2 separate regions of the Homo sapiens genome follow, and region 1 is linked to region 2. The links are chromatin contacts, found by Hi-C or POLR2A ChIA-PET in ENCODE. All regions are on one chromosome and are shown on one strand. The core of a region is the stretch at or near the end of the contact, and the rest is flanking DNA. Distances in the headings are between cores, read along the strand shown. Region 1 holds the start of MACORIS (macrophage enriched lincRNA repressor of IFN-gamma signaling). Region 2 has its middle 18 kb from the start of LINC02644.

What was found. Hi-C counts contacts between places; a loop is a spot of excess contacts on that map. ChIA-PET counts read pairs that join two places held with the same protein, here RNA polymerase II (POLR2A). Pooled maps may share reads with other maps.
Region 1: a loop to region 2 is called in a map with no recorded cell type, with 6 times the contacts of the local background. The contact joins the promoter of MACORIS here to the enhancer-like site in region 2. A Hi-C loop is called at or near these places in 6 of 37 single-sample maps with no recorded cell type and 7 of 50 pooled maps. POLR2A ChIA-PET finds 5 or more read pairs at or near these places in 1 of 52 experiments (H1).

The regions. Positions count from the first base shown.
Region 1 is chr10:31,704,946-31,710,561 of GRCh38, forward strand. It overlaps MACORIS (macrophage enriched lincRNA repressor of IFN-gamma signaling), which reads right to left and starts at 2,502. Exons shown (of 2, transcript NR_184023.1): 1 at 2,361-2,502. RefSeq lists an enhancer at 2,751-2,940.
Region 2 is chr10:30,702,414-30,707,671 of GRCh38, forward strand. It overlaps the pseudogene SVIL2P. Among named protein-coding and RNA genes, the nearest start is that of LINC02644, 18 kb to the right of the region's middle. RefSeq lists enhancers at 2,653-2,712, 2,829-3,352, 3,233-3,282. Within about 2 kb of position 2,363, at least 6 of the 41 ENCODE cell types and tissues checked have a DNase peak (open chromatin) inside an H3K27ac peak, as active enhancers do.

The sequences.
Region 1 (5,616 bases), core at 1,252-3,751, 1.0 Mb after region 2:
TGACCAAGCCACTGTTTGCTCCTCTTTTTATAAAAGTGAGAGTGAGAGACGATGAGAGGTGAGTTGGGAAGGGTGAGGAGGAAGGCAGTAAAAATGAGACCAAGATGACAGAAAGGTGTGGGGTAAAGGGAAGCAAATGGGGCTGAAAAAAAATAAGGAAGAAAGGAAATGCACATTTATTCCACTTTTCCTGAGTGCCAGAAGAATACTAGGTATCTGCTGGGGCAGAGGTCCCCACACAAAGGTAATTTCATGAATGAAAGGATGCTCCATTCATTCATTTGTTCATCAGATATGTTTCGAAGCATTTCCTATGTGTCAGACACTGTTGTAACCATTGGTCACATGACAGAATGAAACCAAGGACAATGCCTGCCCTCATGGGGTCATGTGGACTGGGGCAGTGTGGAGTGCCATGGATGTTAGCTCACTCACTCACAGCAACTCCAAGAGGCTTGGAGAAGGTTATTGAGTTGCTCAAGGTCCTGTGGCCAGTAAGTGGTCAAGAGGGCCTTTCGACGAGGATTTCCTTGGCTTTAAGTCAAAACCTACTGAAAAAAGGAAAGCCCTGTGCTTTGAGAGGGTCACAGCAGGAAGTACCCAACATTCTTATGGGAATGGTACCAAGAAAATGTAGGCATCTCTGACAAAGCTGCCCTAGAACAGCCTCAGCTGGTACCTGGGGGCACTCCATATTGGCATTGAGAACATTAATTCCTCCTGAATTCAGGAGCTGAAGCTCAGGCATGGGCTGTGGAGCTGGCCTTGGGGTTTGAGTTTGGGTGAGGGTGTCAGGGAACCCATGTCTCTCTCCTCATCCCAATTTGGTCTCCAAGCCTCTGCCTTCCACACTGCCAACCTCCACCAGCTCTTGAGTCTTGTCTCTCCAAACCCAAGCCAAGAGGCAGAAGGAATGTGTGGCAGTAGTCATGAGGCCCGTCCTGCCTCTCTAGTGTCCTGTGCCATTCACCCCCCAGGCTGGCTCTGTGCCCACCTCTCACTGCTGCAGACCCCAGGCTCCCCCATCCCTCTGCTCCCCATTCCAGCTCTCTGGTTGGCCACCTGTTTTCCTGCTGGGCCCTAGGCACTGATCTCTTCCATCTCCGCTTCCTTCCTGGCCTTCCTCTCATTCATGCAGGATCTTTCCCTGTCTCGGGGGTTCTACATGCCTATCCGTGGGTTTGCAAAGCCTGACAGCCCTGCAATATGGGCTTGGTCCTGCTGTCCCTCTGGAAGCCCAAATTCACAACAATGAACTCACTTTCTTTCCCTGGATGAGCTGCTCCAAAGTTCAGCACCTCAGTAAGTGCTCCAATATCGTTCCTGCCACTCCAGCGGGGGCCTCCTCCCCTTCCCCATGCCACCCCCAAGCACAAAGGGGGTGTCCCCATCTCCAGTACTCCTACTTAGTCCTTAGCCTCCTGCCCACTGCACCCTCCCAACCCCTTCCCCAGATGTTATCCAGGATGAGCACTTGAAGATACAAGCCTGATTATCTCATTCGAACCAACCAACTCTTGTAGATCTTGAGCTTTTTAAAGCTTCTTTTTGGGCTTCCTTTTGCTAACAGACTTTTCTCAGTCTGATTCTAGCATGTCTTTTCAAGCCTCTGGTCCTATACCCCTTCACAGGCCTCCTGCTACACGCATACACACACATGTACACACACACACACACACATACATATACACCATACTCTGGCCACGCCCATCTAGTTATTCACACGTGCAGTCCCTGACAGAGTGCCAACATTTGCACTTGAGACATGACACTGATGCTTGTTACATTTATTAAACATACCACATGTATATGTCTTCTGTGCTTTTCCTCCTATTATTCCCTCTGTTGGGAATGTCATCCTCCCTTTCAGCCTAACATAGTCCTAGCCCTTCTCTTCAGGACCTGGCCCAACAGCACCTCCTCCATGAAACCTGCTTCCCTGATGTGTCTCTTACATTCCCACCATCCAAAAACTGACAGCTCTTGCAGGAGGGAGCCATGACGTGCTCATCTTCTGCATCTGCAGCTGGTGCCAGGGACCAGTACATTTGCTGCATGAGTGAATGAACCAACGTCCCAGCAATTCCTGAGCATTCTTAAGGCTGGTCTGTCTCCCCCAGGAAGCCTGGGCCCCCAGCGTCACCGAGCTGTGCACACAGAGAGATAATCATCTTAGTGTCCCTCTGGACCCGGAAGCTGGGTGGTGTCGCTAAGAAAGCCAGAACTGCTTTGCCTTCTATATTGCTACTGAAATTTGCAACTCAAGTGTTGCATAACCAAGGGAACCTGGCTTCCCTCTGAACATCCCTCCCACTTAGTTTGAGAAATAGAGAAAGAGCCAAAGTTAGGTCAAGACTCACCTGAGGAGGCCCCTGGCCCACCATCGAGGTCATGCCTGTCACTCCCCAGGCTGCCCCTCCCGGGGAACAGGGTCATGCGGGGTTAGGGGGCAGCTCACTCCCAGTGGGTAACTGGATTTCCCTGGGGAGGGGAACAAAGAGTGAGAGCATAGGCCGTTCTCACTTCAGACCAGGGAGATTGCGCACTCTCCCTCCTTCCCTCTTGGAGGGAACATCTGCAATTCAGGGACTTCTGCAAAAATTTCACACTCAGGGCTAAGAGCAATTCTATTTCTTGGAGGATTCTAACTTGGCTTAGAGGAGGTTTTTACCCTCCTCCAGTTAAATGGACCAAGTATGTGGGAAATTACCTCACAGAGTCATGCCACCAACACCAAATGAGAGCCATCTGTACAGATGAAACAGTTAGGAGCTTTTGTGTCACTGCGGGCCGAAATGTGTAGCCCATTCATTGTGAGAGGAGGCACTTTATTCCTGAGTTTCTTTTTTTTTTCTAACACAGAAGACGCCTCAGTCAGCGCGTAGGAAACAGGAAGGAACCCGTTGTTTTAAATAGCAGACAGCAGAGAATTGACTCATTATGGTCTGCTTGCTCCGAGAGTGTCAGCCAGAAGGCAGCCAGCCCAGCCCCCACAGCCCCAAGACAAGGGTCAGGGGGCATGGCTGGGATTTTCTCACAGGGAGTCTGAGAGAATCCAGTTCAAACCCTTTTCAGAGGGAACTGGTGAAGCCCTAGGTTTCTATCTTACTAGAGACTTCACCACACAGGGCTGTCTTAAAAAAATATAAGAATAAGAAAAGACAAAAACAAAAGCCCCCGTAAAAACCTACAAGAATACCTGGAAGTCAGACATCCTGTGTTTCCCTTTCCTACCCCGAATGACTCGGAGTAGGACAAACACAGTTGCAAGCCTGCTTTCTTATCTTGGCAATTGCTTCTTTTCACTCTTCTGGGGTTTACAACAGTTGGCCCAGGGGTGTGAGGGAACAGAAGGGAGCAGCATCTGCTGGGACAGAGGGCCCTACACAAAGGTAATTTCATGCAGGGAAAATGCACCCCCCCACCCAATCCCAGGCTGCTGGGCCCAGGAGCCCAAGGGTTAATCTGTCTCAAATCCATCACTGTGACAGCCAAGCACACAAATTAGTCCTGCCCAAGCTGTCCCGACCTCTGAATTTAATTTTTTAAAAGTGCTTTGTATTGTTTCTGATGTTCAGATTGGAGTCCAGGTGTCGTGATGGAACCCGGGGGAGATGAGAGGGTAAGACCCTCGTGTACTGCATCTCACATCACCCTCCAATGTCCTGTGTCTTCTTTGTCAAGGCAGACTAAGGGTGACCTAATTTCCAACACGCAGGCCCAGAAACCTTGAAACTGACCAGCTCGAGCCTCCTTGTAAGCCTCTCCAGCTGTGAAAATCCCCTGGCTCGTAGTCCTATGTCGTCCACATGATGCTTTTCCTGCATTTTGCAGACAACTGCTGATCCCCAAGGGCGGGCCATGCATGGCTGTATCTCCCATCCAGAGAACATCTACAAAGCTCACGCAGCCATGGGGTCTCATAGTTTGACCTGAAACTGATGGTGACTCCTGTCACCAACAGGAGTGGTCAAAACATCCTTTCTGGAGTATTAAGTGTTTGTAGAACCCTGGACATTTATGGTGGCAGAGTGTGTAGCAGCCTCAAGGAGAAATCTTCCCCCTCCATTGCCCCTTTCTAGAATCACACCAAATAATTGGGGTTCTCAGCAGAGTCTGGAGGCAATCCCAGAGACTGAGGAAAGGGAGAGCCTTCCACTTTTCCATTTCTCCCAAGCCATTTTGTATGCCTACAGGTGTCAGTATAAACCAAAGAATGTGCCTTGTCTCAGATGAAAAGTTAGAGTAACCATATAATTTATTGTCTAAACCTGGACACCGATGAGAGTGAAAAGGAGAGCTATTAATAACGATGCCAGAACGACAGGTGTAGATGGTGACTGTCCCAGGCAAACTGGGACATATGGTCATGCTATGACTGTGAGCTCTAAATTGGTGCAGGCTCCTGTGCTGGCTGTCTATTAGGTTTATGTATAATATAATACCCAAGTGACCCTAGGTCCACAGGGTAGAGGGGTTGAGGAGGGTAAGGAAGGTCAGCAACCATGCCTGTCTGAAGGCCATGTGGAGGTAGGGAATGGGGAGAAAGGGGATCAATTTAATCCAGAAAAAGCTGACTCTGCTACAGACTTGAGGAAATCCAGGTCCTTTTTCTTGTCTGAACTGCTACTTGCTCTCAGCAAAGAAATTGAGTTCTGCCAACTCCCACTCCAGCTGCAAAATGCAGCAGAGTCCTGGGCCTTGAGGTTGGAATTCCAGGCCCACTATCCCCACTAGCTTCTGTGAGTCCATCAGAAGATAGGACCTCAGATCTGCAACATTTACTTATCCTTGGCTTTCTGTCAAAAAGTCCAAGCAGATGGTATTCTCCTTCATCCCTTCTTACAGACAGTGACAGATCCACTGCTCAAAATCCTTTTCCCACCCTAAGCAAGGCTATAGCAGAAACCATCTTCTTCTAGGCCTTACATGTTTAACCTAGCCAGCCAGAGGTTTATAAAAGACAACTTCCTCTATTTCCAGAGGTGAAAAAAAGCTAAAGTAGTCTATTTAAAATTTTCTCTCCTCAGACCCCAAAGAATAAAAAAACTTTTTAACTATTGGATGGAAATTCTTTTTTGTTCACTTAAAACAGATGATCCCCTTCTAGAGTAGAAACAGTTAATTGGTCTACAAAATAGTATTCTATAACATGTCTTATCCTTATCCCCAGTCTGTAAGCAAAAATTATATTGAAATCAAATTGAAATGATCCAAAGCGGCTACAAAGATAAAATTATTCTTCCAGAAACATGGTACTGTGGATAGAGAATTCAAGAAAACTCCTTTAGATGTCATATATACCACAACATATCACTTGAAAAAGAAAAAAAATCCTTTATGTAACCATAAAAAATAAGATACTCATATTTTGCATTCTTATATAAATTCAATTGAATAATAGATTAGAACTTAAAATCAGTTTTTGTCAGAGTCAGTTCTCTCATTATCACGCTTTCCTTTTCCCTGAATAAAACTATTATTAGTGGACTCATAATTTACTAGACTTTTGCCAAAAGACAAAGACTTTTACTTTGTTCATGTTTTTGCTTTAAGAAAAATATTCAATAAATATTTGATAAGTGTGTAAATAAAAAGTCATACTAAGCATCAAAT
Region 2 (5,258 bases), core at 1,113-3,612:
CCAGGCTGGTCTTGAACTCCTGACCTCAGGTGATTCACCTGCCTCGGCCTCCCAAACTGCTGGGATTACAGGCATAAGCTACCACACCCAGCCCTCAGCTCTACCTTTTTCTAAATTACCTGTGTTCTTGGGGACAGCACAAATTCTGAAATCCCAAGCCCGCACAAGACCTCCTATCTTTCTGTGCTCTCCCCATCTGCCGTCTTGGTCAGTGGCCTAGAAATAAGTGCACAAAAAGGCACTTCAAGATCTATGAAAGTGTGTTCATTTTAGTGATGGGAGAATCTCTGTACTCTGGAGAGCTTTGTTGTAACATGAAATAAAATAATAGAGAATTGAGGAGGGAGCTACCTCTTCCCTACGTCTATTAATTAATTGGAGGAAACTTGGTGAGCATTTGCAGGTGACTGGGTGGCACAGAGTAGATGACAAGTGAGGTTTGCCCACAGCTCCTGCTATTGCCGAAATCTCCACCCAGCGTGCCACTCCCAGGGCATCCCAAAGACAAGAATTTGCTAGAATGTGGCCAGGTACAGTGGCCCACACCTGTAGTCCCAGCATTTTGGGAGGCTGAGGTGGGAGGATTGCTTGAAGCCAGAAGTGCAAGACAGCCTGGGCAACATAACGAGACCTGGTCTCTATTAAAAAATTAGCTAGGCATGGTGGCACACATCTGCAGTTCCAGCTATTTGCAAGGCTGAGGCAGGAGGATCACTGCAGCCCAGGAGTTCGAGGCTGCAGGGAGCTATGATTGTGCAACTGCACTTCAGCCTGGGCAACGGAGCAAGACCTTATCTCAAAAAAAACAAAAAACAAAAACAAAAAAAACTTGCTAGAATGTAAGAAAAGTCTAGTCCTGACATGGTTCATGTCACATTAAGGCACATCAAAAACTCCATGGACACAAAGCTTTGCAAGACTTCAGACTAAAATAACAAAATGTCAGTATTTGGTAAAATGCAGGAAAATAAACCATTTATTTTATATGTACTCACGTACTTTGAGGTTTTTTCCAGCAGCCGCATGTGTTTTAGATTCCTTTGTTTAAGCTTGGCTTCATCTTGGTTCTTTTCCTGTCTGTTCTCCCAACCCCCTTCCCACCCTACAGAAAAGGACAGGGGCGGCCCGACTGGGCGATATTTGGGAGACTTACTGAACACAATGAGACGATTTTGTTCAAAGAAAAGTTTCTGGATTGGACAGAACTGAAAAGACCAAATGAGAAGAACCCCGGGGAACTTGCCCAGCACAAGGTATTCCAGTGACCAAGTCTCAAACCTCAGGGCTTGGTTCGGGTCCCAACAAAAGTGGCCTTGATGTAAAATGATCAAATCAGGATAGTTCGCATGGCTGTCACCCCAGATGTATCATTTCTTTGTGGTGAGAACATTCAAATCTTCTCTTCTAGCTATTTTGAAATATGCAATACAGTATTGGAAAACAGTCACCCCACTGTGCAGGAGAAAACCAGAGCTCATTCCTCCTCTCTGATTGTCATTTTGTACCTGTTGGCCAACATCTCCCTATCCTCCCTGTCCCGTCTCCTTCCCACACCCCCTTCCCCATGAAACAGATGCATTTATCAACACATCAAATCATATCCATAATAATGTGTCAACTAAAATACTTTTTTAATTAAAAAAAATGGACACACATACACACACACACACACACACCCCTTAAAGCTAAGAGGCCTTCCCAGGATTCACTAATAGAACAGCAGACTGGCCTCCAATTCTAATCTGACTCTGGGAGGTGAAGAGTCGGGTTTGCACCTGTTTTCAGGCACCCCATGCACCAGTGTGGCCAATGGGTGTTCAGACCTGCCAGAGTCTTTCTGAAAATGCAGCCTTTCCCTGACTGCAGTTAAACATCCTGAGACAGAGTGTGGAAGGTGTATTTTTATGCTGTCCCATGAACAGCTGAAGCAGCGTTGAGTGTGACAAGGAATAGCTGCGGAAACAGGCAACTGAACCGATGTCTTCATGTTCCCCTATAGGAAGACTCCAGGGCCGATGTCAAGCGGAACAACGTGACACGGATGGTGTCCGTGCCCCAGACGACAGCAGGTGCCATCCTGGACAGGGTGAACATTGGCTGTGGCTGTGGCCTGGTGGAAGGACACCACAGGAGGCAGTTTGAGATCACCAGTGTCTCCGTGGATGTCTGGTACATCCTGGAATTTGACTATAGCAGGCTCCCCAAACAAAGCATCGGGCAGTTCCACGAGGGGGATGCCTATGTGGTCAAGTGGAAGTTCATGGTGAGCACGGCAGGTTAGTGAGCGCTTATGGCTTTCTCCAGCTGAAAGAGGTCAGCCCAGCAGCCCTGCGGGAGCCAGCTTCTCCAATGAACCCTGTCATGCCCTCTGCTGCGTGCGTGCAGTGGGGCACCGCAGTCATACGCCTTTGAGAGCCAGTTAGTAAACCACAGAGATGAAAAGAAGTAAGGCCGAATTCCTAACAACCTAGCATTGCCGAGGCCGCTGGTGTTCACCTGTAGAAATTGAACTTGCACATCAAGGCTTCTCAGCTCCCTCTCTCCCTCCCCTGCCCCTGTCCCCAGAGATTTTCTGGGAAAGAGATGATTGGCCTCTAAATGGTATTTCCCATGTGGCTGTGTGCTGCTTCAACTAAAGTCGTTAAGTAGAGCATATCTTCGTGATTTAAAGCTGGAACCAATGGTGCTGTAACATTATAGTAAATACATGCACAGAAGATTGATTTGAAAAGTGAAAGAGGCTGTTTCTCCTGAGACTGAGAGCACAGGTGGTGCTTTGTGGGTCTGGTGTAGTAAATGCAGAGTCTAAACTCTCCTCGGTTCCTGATGGTGACAGACCCCATTGCAAAACACTCACCCGGATGCTTGGCGCTGGGGAAAGGGGGAGTCCGGTGAACTCCGGAGAAATCATCCCTTTCCTTGCCAAGGAGGAGCCTTTCCCACAGCGCTCCTCACCCCTTCCCATTTAGGAGAGCATGCAGGTCACAGGTCTGTGATTTCAATTCAGAAGGGAGTTTTTTCACCTCTTTTCAGCCTCCTTGCTGTGCGGGTGCACCTGCCCCCGGGGCCACAGGAAGCACAGGCAGCTGTTTGCTGATCAGAAAACTGCAGGCTTGGAACCACGTGATTTCTTTCCTGATTTATACAAAATGCATCTGTTTCATCAACTGACACCATTTCCTGAGCATCTACTCTATGGGAGACACTTTCTGTAGGGACCAAGTAAAGATTTCAGACCCTGTCTCCAAGACAGTTATCCATGATGTAAAGCAAGTGCAGGAACACCCAGCAGGCGGGTCTCACTGAGCACACGGCCAGTGGGGCTGTGTGCTGTGCAGAGCCGGGCTGTGGCCCAGAGGTCCCCCTGCCCCCTCAGGGCACGATGCTGGGGGCTTTACCCTGCCTCTAGCTGAGTGCCTCCTGGGTTTCCTGAGACTTGTTCTGTTGTGATGCTAATTTCTCAGATGAGGAACAGGACCTTAAGATCAAGGAACCTGCCTGAAGCCACAAGCTAGCAGGGAGTGGAGCGGGACACTCACATCCAGGCCTGCCTCTTTTCAAACCCAACTGTGCTGCTAACCCACCCTGCATGCAGGGAGTCAGAGTGGGGCTCCAGCACAGGATGTGGAGAGCCGTGAGTTTGGCTACAAGGAGGGGCCGAAGATCCCAGTCACCAGACTGTGGAGCAGGTCAGGGTTGAACCAGCAGCAAGGCGACTTGAGGTTGGGCCGCTGAACACACCAAACTTCAGGGGCTTCTTAAACAGCAGGAAGGGGATCTTCCAGGGCCCAGGCAGCTCCAGCCTCTCCTTCCAGGGAGTAGTGGGGTGTCAGACAAGGACCCCCAGTGGGAGGAACTCCCTTTCCTCCCTCTTCCCCTCCCCTCCGCTCCCCTCCCCTTCCCTTCCCTTCCTTGACAGGGTCTCACTATGTTGCCCAGGCACTTTCTTTCTTCACTTCTTTCTTTCCTTCTTTTCTTTCTTTCTTCTTTCCTTCCTTTCTTCCCTCCCTCCCTCTCTCCCTCCCTCTCTCTCTCCCTCCCTCCTCTCTTTCTTTCTCTTTCTTTCTTTCTTTCTTTCTTTCTTTCTTTTTCTTTTCTTTTCTTTTCTTTTCTTTTCTTTTCTTTTCTTTTCTTTTCTTTTCTCTCTCTCTCTCTCTCTCTCTTTCTTTCTTTCCAGCAGACTTATAACTTTGAAAAAGTCCAGCTTTGGAGAATTAAGATAGAGCAGGGAGCGTTCAGATTCCAGACCATCCCTCCAGCAGGGGGGAAGCACAGCCCCATGGCACTTGCAGTCACTCCGTAGCCAACGCGGAAGCTCTGGCCCCTTGGTGACACTAGTCCGGCTCCCCTATCACTTGTGCGCACAAGGGCCACACCTGCAAACAGGACTGAGTCAGAGCTCAGGGTGCACTTCTGGGAGAGGGTCAGCAAAAGCAGCAGCTGCACAGGTGGTACAGCCTCCACTTGGCCAATGCTGGCCGGCCTGCTAGGGTCAATGTCCTGGCCCAGTGCCTGCAGGGTAGGGTTGCTCGTGCCCCACCAGGGTCAGGAGACAGCTGCTTGAGGTGCTCAGGGATGCTGAGCCAGGCTCCTCCGGGGCGTGATAGGGGTTTAATTTCTATAAATAGGTGGCTCTGGGGCAAGAATACTTAACCACGAGCAGTCTTCATATCTCTGTTTTCTGTTATTCCTACTGGTACCAAACTTATTCTTGAAACTCTTTTGATGGCATAACATATCCAAACTTTATTTATTTATTTATTTTATTATTTTATTTATTTATTTATTTATTTATTTATTTATTTATTTATTTTGAGACAGAGTCTCGCTCTGTTGCCCAGGCTGGAGTGCAGTGGCATGATCTCGGCTCACTGCAAGCTCCACCTACTGGGTTCACATCATTCTCCTGCCTCAGCCTCCTGAGTAGCTGAGACTACAGGTGCCCACCACCATGCCCGGCTAATTTTTTGTATTTTTAGAGAAGTGAGGTTTCACCGTGTTAGCCAGGATGGTCTCAATCTCCTGACCTGGTGATCCGCCTGCCTCGGCCTCCCAAAGTGCTGGGATTACAGGCATAAGCCACCGCGCCCGGCCCTATTTATTTTTTTTGAGACAGGTTCTCACTCTGTTGCCCAGGCTGGAGTGCAGTGGCGCAACCTCGGCTCACTGCAACCTCTGTCTCCTGGGTTCAAGCAATTCTCCCTGCCTTGGCCTCCCAAATAGCTGGGATTACAGGCCCCCGCCACCACACCCCATTA